Regions from separate parts of the Homo sapiens genome. Here region 2 is linked to region 1. A link is a loop called in an ENCODE intact Hi-C map of the cell type or tissue named here. Cell type or tissue: HCT116. All regions are shown on one strand.

Region 1 (8,000 bases):
TTTGAGACAGAATCTAGCTCTGTTGCCCAGGCTGGAGTGTAGTGGCATGATCTCGGCTCACTGCAACCTCCGCCTCCCAGGTTCAAGTGATTCTCCTGCCACAGCCTCCTAAGTAGCTGGGATTACAGGTGCCTTCCACCACGCCCGGCTAATTTTTTGTATTTTTAGTAGAGATGGGGTTTCACCATGTTGGCCAGGCTGGTCTTGAACTCCTGACCTCAGGTGATCTGCCCACCTCAGCCTCCCAAAGTGCTAGGATTACAGGCATGAGCCACTGCGCCCGGCCAGATATTCATTTAAAAGATGGGTATGTAATACCTGTTACCTGTTAAATAAAATCTAGGATACTTGTCTAAGGTAATAGGGTATTTTTGTAACAATTTGTAGATTTCAGTCTTTTTTTTTTTTTTTTTTCCCCCGAGATGGAGTCTTGCTCTGTTGCCCAGGCTGGAGTGCAGTGGTGCAATCTCTGCTCACTGCTCACTGCAACCTCCGCCTCCCAGGTTCAAGTGATTCTCATGCCTCAGTCTCCCGATTAGCTGGGATTACAGGCATGCACCACCACACCTGGCTAATTTTTGTATTTTTAGTAAAGACGGGGTTTCACCATGTTTTGTCCAGGCTGGTGTGGAACTCCTGACCTCAGGTGATCTGCCCACCTCAGCCTCCCAAAGTGCTAGGATTACAGGCATGAGCCACTGCGCCCGGCCAGATATTCATTTAAAAGATGGGTATGTAATACCTGTTACCTGTTAAATAAAATCTAGGATACTTGTCTAAGGTAATAGGGTATTTTTGTAACAATTTGTAGATTTCAGTCTTTTTTTTTTTTTTTTTTCCCCGAGATGGAGTCTTGCTCTGTTGCCCAGGCTGGAGTGCAGTGGTGCAATCTCTGCTCACTGCTCACTGCAACCTCCGCCTCCCAGGTTCAAGTGATTCTCATGCCTCAGTCTCCCGATTAGCTGGGATTACAGGCATGCACCACCACACCTGGCTAATTTTTGTATTTTTAGTAAAGACGGGGTTTCACCATGTTTTGTCCAGGCTGGTGTGGAACTCCTGACCTCAGGTGATCGCCCACCTCGGCCTCCTAAAGTGCTGGGATTATAGATGTGAGCCACCACGCCCGGCCACATTTCAATCTTAATGCTATTCTTGGTAAGGGGTCCATAGACTTCCAAATTAAGGGCCAGACAAACATTTTAAGTTTTGAGGGCCACACAGTCTCTGTCACAACTGCTTTGACTCTGCTGTTGCATCATTAAAACAACCAGACAATATGTAAAAATGAGTAAGTGACTCGATTCTAATAATTCCATCTGTGGACACTGAAATTTGAATTTCACATAATTTTAAAATGTAAAAATACTTCTGGCTCACAGACTGTACAGGTGGTGAGCTGCAGACTGCCAGTCCTGTTCTAGATCATAAATGATAGCTGCCTGTTAGAAGAATGAAGTGACTTTTGCCTATGTATGCAGGTTTAAAATGTGAAGGATGCTTCTTGCCACCTAATCATAACAGTAACAAGCACTCTGTATCAAGAATCGTCTTTATGTGCATTTCCCTATTTCTTTCTCACACATCTGTTATCTTCTTAGTATTCTTATTTTTTAGGTGAGGAAACAAGGTAACCTACCTATGGTCATTTCCTTAAATTTGGAATATTCCATAACTAAATAAACTTATGTGACCATAGACCTCAGTGCATACAACTCTGGCTAATAAGCCAAGTTTCTGTTTTTTGTTTTTTTGAGATGGAGTCTCTGTCACCCATGCTGGAGTATGGTGGCACGATCTCAGTTCATTGCAACCTCCACCTCCTGGGTTCAAGCGATTCTCCTGCTTCAGCCTCCCAAGTAGCTGGGACTATAGGCGCCCGCCACCATGCCTGGCTAATTTTTTTAGTAGAGACGGGGTTTGGGGTTTCACCATGTTAGCCAGGATGATCTCGATCTCCTGACCTCTTGATCCGCCCGCCTCGGCCTCCCAGAGTGCTGGGATTACAGGCGTGAGCCACCGCGCCCAGCCAAGTTTCTGTTTTTATCCTTTGTTATTATCCAATAATTTGAGAGTTTTACCACCAGTAGTTTATTTCATTAGATAAGGTGATTTGGTAGTGTGACCATGTTAATGTTAATTCTGATTTCAGAAAGATGGTGTTTAACAAAGGTTGTCAATTGCATTTTTGTGGTGTAATGCGTACCCCCTAATTTTAATTAAATTTTAAAATATTTTAATCTAGAATAGAGTTATAACCTTGCAGAGGTTTGAGAATGTTGTTTATATACGAAGTGCTTCTCAGGCTGGAAGTATACAGTTATGGTTCACCTTACAGGTGCTGCTGGTGAGTAGCAGCCGGTACCCAGACCAGTGGATTGTCCCAGGAGGAGGAATGGAACCCGAGGAGGAACCTGGCGGTGCTGCCGTGAGGGAAGTTTATGAGGAGGTGAGATGTTCTTTCACACAAATTCTGTTTCGGAGTTTTAAAAACAAGGCCCTTTGCTACATAACACTAAGACAGCGAGACGGGTCCAGGAGTGCTTTTTGCCTGATGCAACTTTATTTTTAATTTTAATTTTTTTTTTTATTTTTTGAGATGGAGTCTCGCTCTGTTGCCAGGCCTGGAGTACAGTGGAGCGATCTTGGCTCACTGCCACCTCCGCCTCCCAGGTTCAAGTGATTCTCCAGCTTCAGCCTCCCGAGTAGCTGGGATTACAGGCACGTGCCACCGCGTCTGGCTAATTTTTGTATTTTTAGTAGAGACAGGGTTTCACCATGTTGGCCAGACTGGTCTCAAACCCCTGACCTCAGGTGATCCGCCAGCCTCAGCCTCCCAAAGTGCTGGGATTACAGGCGTGAGCCACTACACCTGGCCTTAATTTTTGTATTTTTAGTAGGGACAGGGTTTCACCATGTTGGCCAGGCTGGTCTCGAACTCCTGACCTCAAGTGATCCTTCTGCCTCGGCCTCCCAAAGTGCTGGGATTACAGACATGAGCCACAGCGCCCAGCCAGAAATACTAATTTTTGATCAGTCCTTGCCGCTGATGAAGTAAATGACAATAAAAACTTCACAGAAGCAGGAAGATAGTGAGTTGGTATGGGGAGGGGTATTGTATTTAATTAGATTTAAGTAAATAGCCAGAGTGTAACTTGTATTTATATACATTTTGTTATAAAAAGGTAAACATTTTATATTTCATCTTTTTTTAATAGGCTGGAGTCAAAGGAAAACTAGGCAGACTTCTGGGCATATTTGAGGTGAGTTAAAAAGTAATCTTCACTTTGCTGATAATAGAATTAATGATTTCTTCCTAACCAACCAAATAATGTGGCAGCAGCCTGAACCAGACATTTCTCTCAGACTAGCAGTAGGCAGTCAGTCCAGGATTAGGTAGGGAGGGAAGTAAAAGCCACTTTTTCATATGCCACCACTTTTATTTATTTATTTTTAATTAATTTTTTTTAAGACAGAGTCTCGCTCTGTCGCCAGGCTGGAGTTCAGTGGTGCAATCTTGGCTTACTACAACCTCTGCCTCCCAGATTCAAGCAATTCTCCTGCCTCGTCCTCCCAAGTAGTTGGGACTACAGGCACGCGCCACCACGCCCAGCTAAGTTTTGTATTTTTAATAGAGATGGGGTTTCACCATGTTGGCCAGGATGGTCTCCATCTCTTGACCTAGTGATCCGCCCACCTCGGCCTCCCAAAGTGCTGGGATTACAGGCGTGAGCCACTGTGCCCGGCTGCCATCACTTTTATATAGCATTATTATGGTAGTGATTACTTCTGTTTGAAAATACAGTGGAGCTGATACTGAAATGTTTATCTTAATCCACTGTAGACTGTTTAGGGTATAGATCTTTTAGGAGGTACAATATTTTTAGTATGACCTAAGAGCTTAGGTCTCATGTGTTTTATCTGGAAATGTCCCCATTGCCCTTAGCAAATATTATATGATACACCTAGTGACTTAAAGGATTGTACGAAGATATAAATCTCAGGTACATAGAACAGATGCTAAAAGAATAGAATTCTCTTTCATATATTCTCTTATTACTGAAGGCAGAATAGAATTTTCAGGGAGGGAATTTGAATGTGATAGGCAGTCTCTGGAAGCCAGGGAGAAAGGAGGTCCAGATGTATCTTCATCCAAGATTCAGACCTAGATACACAGTATACCAGAAACATGGTCACTTTCCTTTTTTCAGGGTGCTGTTTATAGGTTAGTACAGCCTTTATAGTAGAACCATATAAATTTTATTTTTAAGCCTTAGGAATTCAGAAAAAATCCCGATTTTGTAGCACTTGGTAGAATTGATGATGACTTTTACCGGAATACAGTAATTAAGAGTAAAGTTGGCCGGGCGTGGTGGCTCATGCCTGTAATCCCAGAACTTTGGGTTGGCCAAGGCAGGAGGATCACTAGGTCAGGAATTCAAGACCAGCTTGGCCAATATGGTGAAACCCTGTCTCTACTAAAAATACAAAAATTAGCCGGGCATGGTGACGCACGCCTGTAGTCCCAGCTACTTGGGAGGCTGAGGCAGAATGGCTTGAACCCGGGAGGTGGAGGTTGCAGAGCGGCACTCCATCTCAAAAAACAAAGAGAAAAGTCGTTCAAGTAGAATTCAGTCTTTTCCAGAATTCAGCAGTTGCTTCACCCAGTTAAATAGCACCATCTCCTGGTTAAACTGAAAAACATACTGAGGTTTTTACAAATAACACATTTGTCAATATGCTGACAAGGTGTTTGAAGAAAATGTCTCACATTATAAATAAAGCTTAAATAATATGGGAAGGTAACAGTATTAAGTGCTTTACAAATACTGTTTAACAGCACACGTCAATCAAAAAATACCTTTCCCCTTAGAAAATATAAGGGAAAATTGGATTGCCCTGCCCATTCATCCCAGTGATTTTTGTGAATTTGTGAATATAGCATAATAAATGTACTGATTTGTGAGACATAGAAATAAAACAACTGATTCTTAAAAATAATGAATGATGTGTTAATTGACAGTTGCCTCTAATTTATTGTTGTTTTTATTCCTTCTCAGATATAAAAAGATAATCCTTCCCAGCTGTAAAAACCCACTGTTTTGAGTAGATTTTTCAGGTTGTTTGTGGCCAAAATCAGGACAATTATCTAAAGTCGTGGACTATGGCAAAGAAGGCTAACTTTAATCAGGATGAAGGAAGGCCAACTTGTTTAATTTTTAACCCAGAAACAAGCTCAGTTGCCTGTTTTATTTAATTTATGTTTTTTTTTTTTAGATGGGGTATCATTCTGTCATCCAGGCTTTAGTGCAGTGGCATGATCTGGGCTCATCGCCACGTCCGCCTCCTGGGCTCAAGCGATCCTTCACTTCAGCCTCCCAAGTAGCTGAATTACAGGCATACAACCACGCCCGGCTAATATTTTCGTATTTTTAGTAGAGACGGGGTTTCACCATGTTGGACAGGCTGGGCTCGAACTCCTGACCTCAAGTGATCTGCCCGCCTTGGCCTCCCAAAGTACTGGGATTACAGACGTGAGCTTCTGCTCCAGGCCATGGGCTATTCTTTATGTGCACCTTGATAGGCCTGCAGGAGGAGTGCTTAAAGGAACTGGTGCTGTTTGCTCTTACAAAGGTCCTAAAGGAAGCAGTTTTCCATGTCATTGAAAGGTTGTCAGGATTAGCCCCAGGGAAGAGGGGATAGGATAAAAACTATGGGAATGCAGGTCTATTATTTTAATAAGATTGCATTCAACTCTTAAGATTTTCTTTATGAAAATAACATCAGATAGGCCAGGTAAGGTGGCTCACACCTGTAATCCCAGCACTTTGGGAGGCCGAGGTGGGTGGATCATGAGGTCAGGGTTTAAGACCATCCTGACCAACATGGTGAAACCCCGTCTGTACTAAAAATACAAAAATTAGCCAGGCGTGGTGGCGTGCACCTGTAATTCCAGCTACTCGGGAGGCTGAGGCAGGAGAATCACTTGAACCTGGGAGGCAGAGATTGTGGGGGAGCTGAGATCACGCCACTGTACTCCTGGGCAACAAAGCGAGACTCCCTGTCTCAAAAAAAAAAAAAAAAAAAAAGAAAAGAACATCAGATATATAGAAATAAGTGTTTAAAGTTTAGTACTGGAGGCTGGGTCCTCATACCTGTAAGCTCAGTTTTTGGGAAGGCCAAAGCAGGAGGTTCCCTTGAGGGCAGGAGTGGACCAGCCTGGGCAACATCTCCAGACTTCTACAAAAAAAGTAGTATTGAGAGCCAATTTCACCACCAGTAATGATGAAGCTCTAGTTCTAGTCTTCTGTTTAACTTTTAAATGTTTTGTCTTATATAAAGTCACTTTTGTGTTGGACTGTACAACTGAATATACTTGCCTGTGCTGGGAAATACGCTATGCTAATCAGCAGTATGCCAGACTAATTTTTTTCCCTTGGAAAATGTGTCCATGGCTAGCTCCTGTAGATTAAAATGCATTTCTTTTTATATTCAAGCAGAACCAAGACCGAAAGCACAGAACATATGTTTATGTTCTAACAGTCACTGAAATATTAGAAGATTGGGAAGATTCTGTTAATATTGGTAAGTTCCCTTTTGTTATCTGAATACTCTGTTCTAACAGAAGATTGGGAAGATTCTGTTAATATAGGTAAGTTCCCTTTTGTTATCTGAATACTCTTTGCTTATATTCCTGTGTCCAGTTTCCATCCTAGATTTTTTTTTTTTTGGTCACTTTTCATTTAGAGCAGGGAAGATAATTCAAATGTAGAGATGCATATTCATCTTAATTATTCCCCAACATATTGTTGTCTAAGTCATTTATCGGGGAGTAAGTGGACATTACTTATATGGCTTACTTTTTAAAATGGACTGTCTTGTAACCAATGTCATTCTTTTCTCTAGGAAGGAAGAGAGAGTGGTTCAAAGTAGAAGATGCTATCAAAGTTCTCCAGTGTCATAAACCTGTACATGCAGAGTATCTGGAAAAGCTAAAGCTGGGTTGTTCCCCAGCCAATGGAAATTCTACAGTCCCTTCCCTTCCGGATAATAATGCCTTGTTTGTAACCGCTGCACAGACCTCTGGGTTGCCATCTAGTGTAAGATAGAGAGAACTGGGTAGGCCTCTCCCACCATGTGCAGTCTCATGGGGAGAGGCTTCTTTCGTTTCCTCGTCAAACATCTGATTGACGCTTGCAAACTGTCTGAATTTGCCATGCAAGGTTTTCAAACAATTTGCATGTTTTTCAGATGCTTTCAAATCTTTTTTTAAAAAAATAGTGTAAAATATTTTAATAAGCCAAAGCCATGTGGAATTTTTGTTTAGATGCCTTAACTGTGCCACACCCCACAACCCCCTATATTATTTTGGTTGTCTATTTCTCACAGCATATTTTCAGTTTTTTGTCCATTTGACATCAGTCTGTGGTTTATTTTGTCATCAGATTACTTGTGGGTATACCTACCCCAAAATTGTTTTCTCATTCACAGCATTAGCATATTCAGCAAATCCATCTGTGGTGGGAATTAAAAATATTATTGGTATTAAAGAAATCCATTCACCCCAAAACTTGTTTTACAGGATTACAATTTTAATTCAAAATTTCCAGATTTGGGCTATTTCTGTATGATCCAATAACTTATTTTGTCACAGGGCTTAATTTGCCATTTTTGGGGATTTGTCGACTCATTTTGTCTGAATTTTCACAACTGGTATTATGTCACTAGCTACCTGATACGGCTATTTCCCTTATAACTCAATAGTACCTTAACACAAAGTATAACTCTGTAGAGTTGGTGAATATTTTAGGGAAATATTAGCAAAATGCATGTAGTAAAGACATCTTATGAAAACTGTATTCATGGAATTTGATTTAGCATGCTCAGTTGCCAGTTCCCATTATCGATACTCTTTCTTTGCAGAATACCTTAGAACCGTTATTTCCCTCAGTGTAGATTGCTCTTAAAATGTATTCAGTTATTTAGTGGCCCCCACAGGA
Region 2 (8,000 bases), 610 kb before region 1:
ATTAAATTTCAGGAACTGAACCATTTAGAATTTACCAAGAATTTCAGGGAATATACACTGCAGAGTAATATCCTGTCAGCTAACAGGAATATATGATTTCAACTATAAAACAAAAAATAAACTCTTTCCTAGGATCTGAATTTTTCTTTCATACAGAATTTAAAGTGATTTTTAAAATGTACTGGTCATATATTAGTAAACCAATGCTTTCAACTTTGAAACTTAATAAACTCCTTAGACAATCTGGTTCTTAATTTTAAGAATTCTTAACATGTTTAAGAATTATTTCTAGATCTTTTATTATCTCATTCACACATCTAAAGGATAATACGTTATATGAGAAATAGTTGAGGAACTATATTATCTTTTCTGCAATAACCAAGGGTCTATGGTGTGAAAAATTGACTTGTTTGTAAAACTAAAGAGCAGTAAGAAAAAAGGGTAGAAATAACAAGGAGGCCATTAAGAAGTACTTCCTAGCATTAAAATCCCAATGATCAAAAGTGTCAGAAACTAGAGGTCCCTCTGAGAGAGCTGTTGAAAATAAGGATGATGCCTGTACTAAATAAGAGGTTTGACTGGATGATCTCTAAGACAACTGTAACTCTAAGATTGTAGATTTAGGTCAGAAACATGCAATACCTTTTCTTTCTGAATGTCTTGTAGTGCTTTACATCGCTCCTGCAATTGCTGTTCTTTCTTTGCTGAATCCTGCTCCAATGTAGCCTTGGCAGTCTTCAGTTCTTGAATCAATTTATTTTGATTTCCAATTTGATTTCTGTTTGAAATCAAGTCCTCCTGTGCTAGAGAAAGCTTCTCTTCTACAGACTTACAAAAACAATTTTCCCAAATTATTATATGCCATGTTTTTAGTAAATTCAACAGAAACATAGTTAATATAAACATTGTAGAAAGCAATAAACTATAAAAAGATAGCATATTATACCCTTCAGTAAGACAGGTAAAAGAGAAAGAATTCTAAAATATTAACTCTCTTGCTTATAGAAAACATTTATAATATAAAATATTTAGTAAAATGGAAGCAATTCCAAAGCCTCCAAAAATAATCTATTTACTAAATAAATATTTAAAGTATTTGCTGAATGTTGATCACATCTTCAATATTGGCTAGTTGATATGAAAGAATACCAAATAAGTAGGGACCATATCAGATACACTCAGAGAACATATATATGGTTAAAGTCATAAGGCAGTGTGAAAGAAAACAATCTTAAAAGAGATATAATTAAATGCTTCATTATGCATACATATACATTTGGTAGGTTCTATGATGTCCCTTGACATGCTAAAAATATTAATAAATAGTATGGTGTTATGATATAGTGGTTTTTGTCCAGGGTTCCTGAATCACAACTCCCACATCCTTTGTTACAGTTTTTTGTTACAATGTTGGGTATGTTAGGCCTCAGGAAACAGAATCTCGTCTCCTGCCCTTCTTCCACTGGTCCCTAGGCAGGCCTCTAATCTTCTTCCCCACCCCATTTTCTGATTGTGAGTCTTAAGACTCTTCCCTGAAAGGGTCCTGCCTCATACCCTGGGTGAAAGAATGCTTCCATAAAAATCCAAGAGAACTGGGTTTGGGGAACTTCTAGATAGCTGAACATACGGAGCCTGGAGGGTGGCATGCCCGGGGAGGGCACGGAAGCTCTGTGCCCCTTCCCCCATATCACCCAACACATCTCTTCATCTGTATTCTCTGTAATATCCTTTATAATAAATCAGTAAATGTAAGTAAGTTTTCCCTGAGTTCTGTGAGCTGTTCAGCAAACTAACTGAACCCAAAGAGGGTGTCATGAAAACCCCAACTTGAAACTAGCTAGTTGGTCAGAAGTTCTGGAAGCCTGGATTAATGATTGGTGTTTGGAGTTGTAGGGAGCAGTCTTGGGGATTGAGCCCCCAATCTGTGGGATTTGATACTATCTCTAGGGAGATACTGTCAGAATTAAATTGGAAGACACACAGTTGGTGTCTGCTTCTTGGTGTGTGTGGGAAAATCCCCATATGTTTGGTCACAGAAGTCTTCTGTGTTGATGATTGTTGTGGTGTGAGAGTAGGGGAAAAACACAATTTGAGAGAGTTTTTCCTGAAACAAATAGGAAGGATTATTTTGTCATGGAATAAAAATAATAACAACTTCACAGCTGACAACCTGATCAAGTGAACAAAAAGAGAAAATTCAGCCAAACATAGAATGAGGCTCTATCCTGAGAAAGCACACTGTCCTCTTCTCATCTATATCGTAGAAGTAGTGATTGTCATTTAACATAGTCCATAGTTGTTGACTGTTTTAAAGCCCAAGTATTTTGAGAAGAAGAAGTTGGGGAAAGGGGAAGCTTTTTCACTCATGACACTTCAGTTGGGGATAAATATGGTAACAGGTAGATAATGGGTATGGTAGGAACCTTGCCACTCTCAGCTGCTACTGCGAAGAATCAGCAGGGTAAGAGATCCAACTGATCTCTTCCATCAGATCTGGAAAAAGCTGATCTTTCTTATTCTGGAGATACAGCTCCTTTGAAAAGGAGGCAGAAAACGTAATTTAGCAAAGGATCCTTGCTGAGTAGGCTTGTATACAGCAAGTACTCAGTAAAAAAAAAAAGAAAGATGAAATAAATAAATAAAGATCTTATTTATGAGGATTCTTAAGCTTCCTGAAAGTTTACTTCTTACCAGTAACCCAGTTACGTCTTTCTGATATAAATTAAATCTTAATTTTCAATGACTGCCAGTAGAACACTAAACCCCTTGAGGCTTTTTTCAGGGAAGAATTAACATCAGCTAGTTCTTCACTAATCCAGCACCTAACCATTAATTGAGAACACTGCTAAGACAGAACAGGAGGGTACAAGCTGGTCTTTGACTTAAGGGAGTTGAGTACATCGCCCAAAAAGCAGAACAGCCATGTAAAATGGAAGCTACACAGGGCAGGAGAGTATACGCTATGTGCCAAATGCACAGAAAAACAGTGAGTGTGAGATGCTGTGGAGTGGGGTTTACAGAAGGCTCTATACCACATGTGGGAACTGACCTATATGTCACAAAGGGTGAGAGTGATTTCACATAAAAAAGGAGAAAAGTTGACAAAGTCCAGTTCAAACAGTCTACAGCAACTATAATTAGTTAATAGAGATCCTGATCTAATGTTTAAAAATACCAACGCTTGCTAGAGCCTGGAAAGCAACCCTAACCTCTAACCACAAGATTTCCAAAAAGCCCATGGTTTAAATAACAGCCTATAAAATGTTAAACTCACAAAACCCAGTGACTGATTTTTTAAAGTCAAGCTCAAAATTTGGACTGCTCCATGAAATCCTTTCTGAACATGCCAAGACATGTTTTCCCCTGCCTCTGAACTTTCATCTACATCATTCAATGACATAGATGAACATTTATACTGCCATGCATTTTAAATGTTCTTTTCATCTTTCTTATTGCAGATTATAATAATATTGCATATTATTTCCTCTGCTCAGCATCTCTTCCCTCGGAGAACCCTCTCTCCCATTCCATGGTTTTGTTGGGACTATCTCTAACCCATCTACTCCCCTTGAAATAGGCAAATCCCTAAATGGATCAAATACCAACCTTGACCCTGATTATGCCAATCACATTATAGCACCCCAGTAAACAAATGATTTCTGCAGTGTTCCATGGTAGCTGTTGTTTTTGTCTATTCAGCAAGTTTTCCCATACTTTCTTAAAAAAAAAAAAAAAACTTCATATTTTTAGTTGTTTTTTCTTGATTTCTGATGAAATGATATAGAGTACTAGGCTAAGAAGATTTATATTTAATTCTAAATCTATTATCCTAGAATTTTCACTTCACTCAGGGTGTAAATTTTACAGTTAAATTCTACCTCTACCTTTCCTGGACAACAAAGAGTGGTGTACAGCATAGCCAATCTGAAATATCCAGTCAACAAACTTAAGTACTTCATAAATAATCCAGCAGATGGGGCTAAAGGCATAGATCAGGCCAGGCTACCTTCCATTCTACTGGTGTCTAGGTATATACACTGTTAGCCCATGCTCTACACTGTCAACCCATGGTAGATAGCCTTGAAGTAGTTAGGTATCATGTTACAAGGCTCTGAATCTCTCCTCTTCTCTCTCTTATACACAAGACCATCCAACATCATTGAAGCAAAAGAAAAATAATAACTGATAGCCATCTCTTATCCTAGTCTATAAATATCATCTGAACTTCCCTAGGAATTGACTATTTTTTTTAATTAGCTTCTTAAGTAGTTCATACACTTCTCATTTTAAAAGCATTTTATATAAAATTTACCAATCTTTTATTTTGTTAAAAAATTATAGTGAAATGATGAAAGAATGGCAGACTTTGAATCAGAACTAAGATTTAACCATGGTTCTGTTATTGTACAGCAGTAGGCCTGTCTTCTCTGCAAAAGGAAGCACTGGGCCTGCTCTCTTTGGCAAAAGCAAGCTTTGGAATAGAGGATCTATCCAAGGTCCCTTAACAGTTGTAAAACTCTATGGCAGCCTTGTCCCTCAGCTTTCTCTTTTTGCCCATATTTACATTTGAGTTATTCTTTCATGTATGAAATTATTAGTACACAACATAGCTTTCAAGCATAATAAAAATCGCTGGCTTAATGAAAGAATATCAATCAAATCAATTAACATTGATTAATTTAATGTTGGTTCCTGTTACTAGCTTATGCTTTGGGTAAATGACATCCATATGGAAAGAGTGTGATTTCTATAAGACTTTTCCAATCAAACATTAAGTTTCATCTCTTCTATCATTTAAATATCCTTCAAATTCATCCACTTTTCTCCATCCTTGCTATTACCAGCCCACACCACCATCGTCTTGCACTTAGACTACTGCAAAGTCTTCTGGTCTTCAGATTCAGCCCTGTTTCTCATTCCTCAATCTGCAGTGAGTCATTTGCCTAAAATACAAATGTAAGTAACTCCCTTTAGTGGTTCCTCACTGTTCTTAGGCTAAGCCCAAACTCCTCCACAAAGCTTCCTTGACTTTCAATACTTTCAATAGTGTTGTAAGGTCAAATAATAATAATTTAACACTACCTAAATCTTGTGTGGTATTTTTTCTTAATAACAACTATTGCTAATTTTTACCTCCAGATAAACAGATAGATACATAGATAGATACATAGATATTCTACTGGCACTATGAAAATTCTTTCACCCAATTTCCTATCTCTGTCAAATCCTTGCAGCCAGGTATGGGTTCAGTCCTTTTGTTTCTTCTCTCTCTCCCATTAATCTCTATTTCATCCTCTTTAATGTTCATCCCAGTTCTAATCAACTCATACCTCGACTATTAGAATTTATGGAGAAAGGAAGTTAGTAACCTCTTAACTCATCTCTCCACCACTAGTCTATCCCAGGTCCAATCCAAGCTGTCTGCAAACCACTACCAGGTTGTTTTCTAAAGTACTATTTTCTTCATTTTACTCCTCTATTTAGACTTTTCACTTTTTCCCCTCAAATATAAAATCCAATCATCTTTGCTAGGCATCTAAGATACTTCACAATTTAGATCCAACCTTTTAAACCTTAATTCCAAACATAAACTAGTACGCCAGCAAGGCAATTATGTTAACTGTCTGCTTGCTTTATTCATTCTCACTATGGCACCTTTTCTCAAATGTGCCCCTGAATAAAATGACCTTTCTCCGGAGTCTCTGTGTATTCAAATTCAGGACCTAATCAAGTCCCACCTCCTTCATAATTCCTTATAACAGCCTATGGATAAAATATATGCTCCCTATCTAAATAAAACATTTTAATATTCTTTCATTCTCAGAATTTTGCAATATGCACTTTAAATAAACAAAATCCCAAACATAGGAAAGAAACAGATAAAGCATTTCCCCTTAACAAAAAGAGAGACAGAAAAAAAACTGGCTGAATCCTCTGTGAGAGAACACAAATATTCCATTTTCCTTAGAAAACTGGTACCTTCCTGTGACCTAAAAATTGTTTACCCTTTTCCCATTATCCTTCAATTTAATAAACTTGATACTTTATCTAATCAAATAACATTACCAAAGACAAAATTTCTATACATTGTTATATAATTAAGGGTAAGTTTATTTTGAGCTATAATCTCCTAATTTTAATCATTAGGCAATCCAGTAATATTGGGAACTTGACAAATATTATAACTAATGTCAGAATTGCCTGACAAGCAATGGTAAAATTGCTTGCATTTTTTCACAAGTGGTTTACATTTAAAACTTAACAGCAGCCTATCTTTAAAGTTATTCACACACAAAGACAGCATAATACTTACATAAGTTAACAGTGTCACAATTAAGATATATCCAAATTATCTTACTATTATAAATATGTCATTTTAAAATGCCCACATTTTAAACAATTTTTTAAAGCATGCTAATACAAAATAACAATTTAATAGAAAACAGCACACTATTCCACAAATACTAACATTTCCTTGCCCATTTGGATTCAAATAGATCATTTAATAAATGTCTATAAAACTTACTGAGACTTTATGGTACAGTATAGTTTACTATACCTTAAGATCTTGCCTGGTGGCTAGAAGTTCAGATTCCCTCCCATAGAAATCAGATTGAAGCTGTTTGAAAGTTTCCTGACTTTTTTCATAGTTGTTTTGTAATACTGATATTTTCTCTTTCTCTGCTGCAAGTTCCTGGGCTGCCTGTGTTAACTGCTGCTGTAGTTTATTCTCAAGCTCTGTCTGAAACATACAATAGTTATTTAAAACAGTATGCATTCCAAAAACCAATTACAAATATAAAGTAAAATCCAGACAACTAGAAGAAAATTCCAAACAATAAGATGAACTGTACTTATGCCCCAAATTTCTACCTCAATAGGGTAAATTACTTATAAAGTCAAAGAATTACAAAATCTAACAAGTCTCAATTTAAAGAACATAAAATACAAAAGTAATTAATTTTTTTTTTTTTTTAAAAAGGCATTTCACTGGGAAGTACTATCAGGTCTCGGGAGAAAGAGTAACAACTACATTCTGAGGGAGCATGCAGTGCTAGATGCCTCAGCTGACGTAATTTAAGGTGGAACTAAGGGAAACTTGTACATGAAAGAAAGTAAGAAGCCATTACTTTGTTGAAGTATTAATATATAGTTTCTACTCTTGGAAATTCAAGAATAACTTAGGAAATTTCTACAGGTCATCTTAATTAATATCAAGGCAGAAAAAGAAAATCTCACAAAGTTTTAAAGCTCCTCTAAACTCTAAACTTGTCTTTAGTCTTCAAGAAGATTCAGGAGATATGCACAAATTATGACATAGTTAAAACATATACATATGCATAGTATGAAAAATAGGTATTTGACTTTCAAAATATACTACCTTCAATAAAATTGCTGTTGAAGTCATTAGTGACTGCCATGTTCCAAAATCCTATATTCTTATCCTTGTCAATGTCTTACTTGACCTGTCAAGTTGTACCTGATATAGTTGATTATGTCTCCTTCTAGAAACACTTTCTTCAACTGGTTTCCAAAGTACTTTATATTTTAGGTTCTCTTCCTACCTTACTGGTGATAACTTCTCAAAATCTTTTACTAGCTCCTTTTCCTCTGCTACTTCTGTGAATGTTGAGACACCCCAGAGTTCTATTGCTGGCCCTCTTTTAATCCATACACTCTCTCTTTAGAAGATCTCAACTAGGCCGGGCATGGTGGCTCACACCTGTAATCCCAACACTTCGGAAGGCTGAGGTGGGTGATCACCTGAGGTCAGGAGTTCGAGACCAGCCTGACCAACATGGTGAAACCCCGCCTCTACTAAAAATACAAAAATTAGCTGGGCATGGTGGTGGACACTTGTAATCCCAGCTACTCAGGAGGCTGAGGCAGAAGAATCGCCTGAACACAGGAGGTGGATGTTGCAGTGAGCCGAGATCGCACCACTGCACTCCATCCTGGGCAACAGAGAGACGCCATCTCAAAAAAAAAAAAGAAAGAAA

Evidence for each region. Hi-C counts contacts between places; a loop is a spot of excess contacts. Peaks named below come from ENCODE experiments on the same cell type or tissue, not always from the same donor. Only the 100,000 strongest peaks of a DNase experiment are listed, where the experiment ranks them.
Region 2: a loop joins it to region 1, with 8 times the contacts of the local background. A loop is called at or near these places in 34 of 110 quality-filtered maps.

What each region holds. Positions count from the first base shown.
Region 1 is chr12:93,392,271-93,400,270 of GRCh38, forward strand. NUDT4 (nudix hydrolase 4) reads left to right here. Exons shown (of 5, transcript NM_019094.6): 2 at 2,339-2,449; 3 at 3,219-3,263; 4 at 6,501-6,585; 5 at 6,907-8,000. The coding sequence ends at 7,109. Among named protein-coding and RNA genes, the nearest start is that of NUDT4, 18 kb to the left of the region's middle. In HCT116, a CTCF peak has its summit at 4,675 (motif pointing left); no DNase peak of the experiment used is centred here.
Region 2 is chr12:92,781,308-92,789,307 of GRCh38, forward strand. It overlaps EEA1 (early endosome antigen 1), which reads right to left. Exons shown (of 29, transcript NM_003566.4): 22 at 6,560-6,742; 23 at 643-828. Among named protein-coding and RNA genes, the nearest start is that of PLEKHG7, 82 kb to the left of the region's middle. In HCT116, a CTCF peak has its summit at 3,972 (motif pointing right); a DNase peak (open chromatin) is centred at 3,974.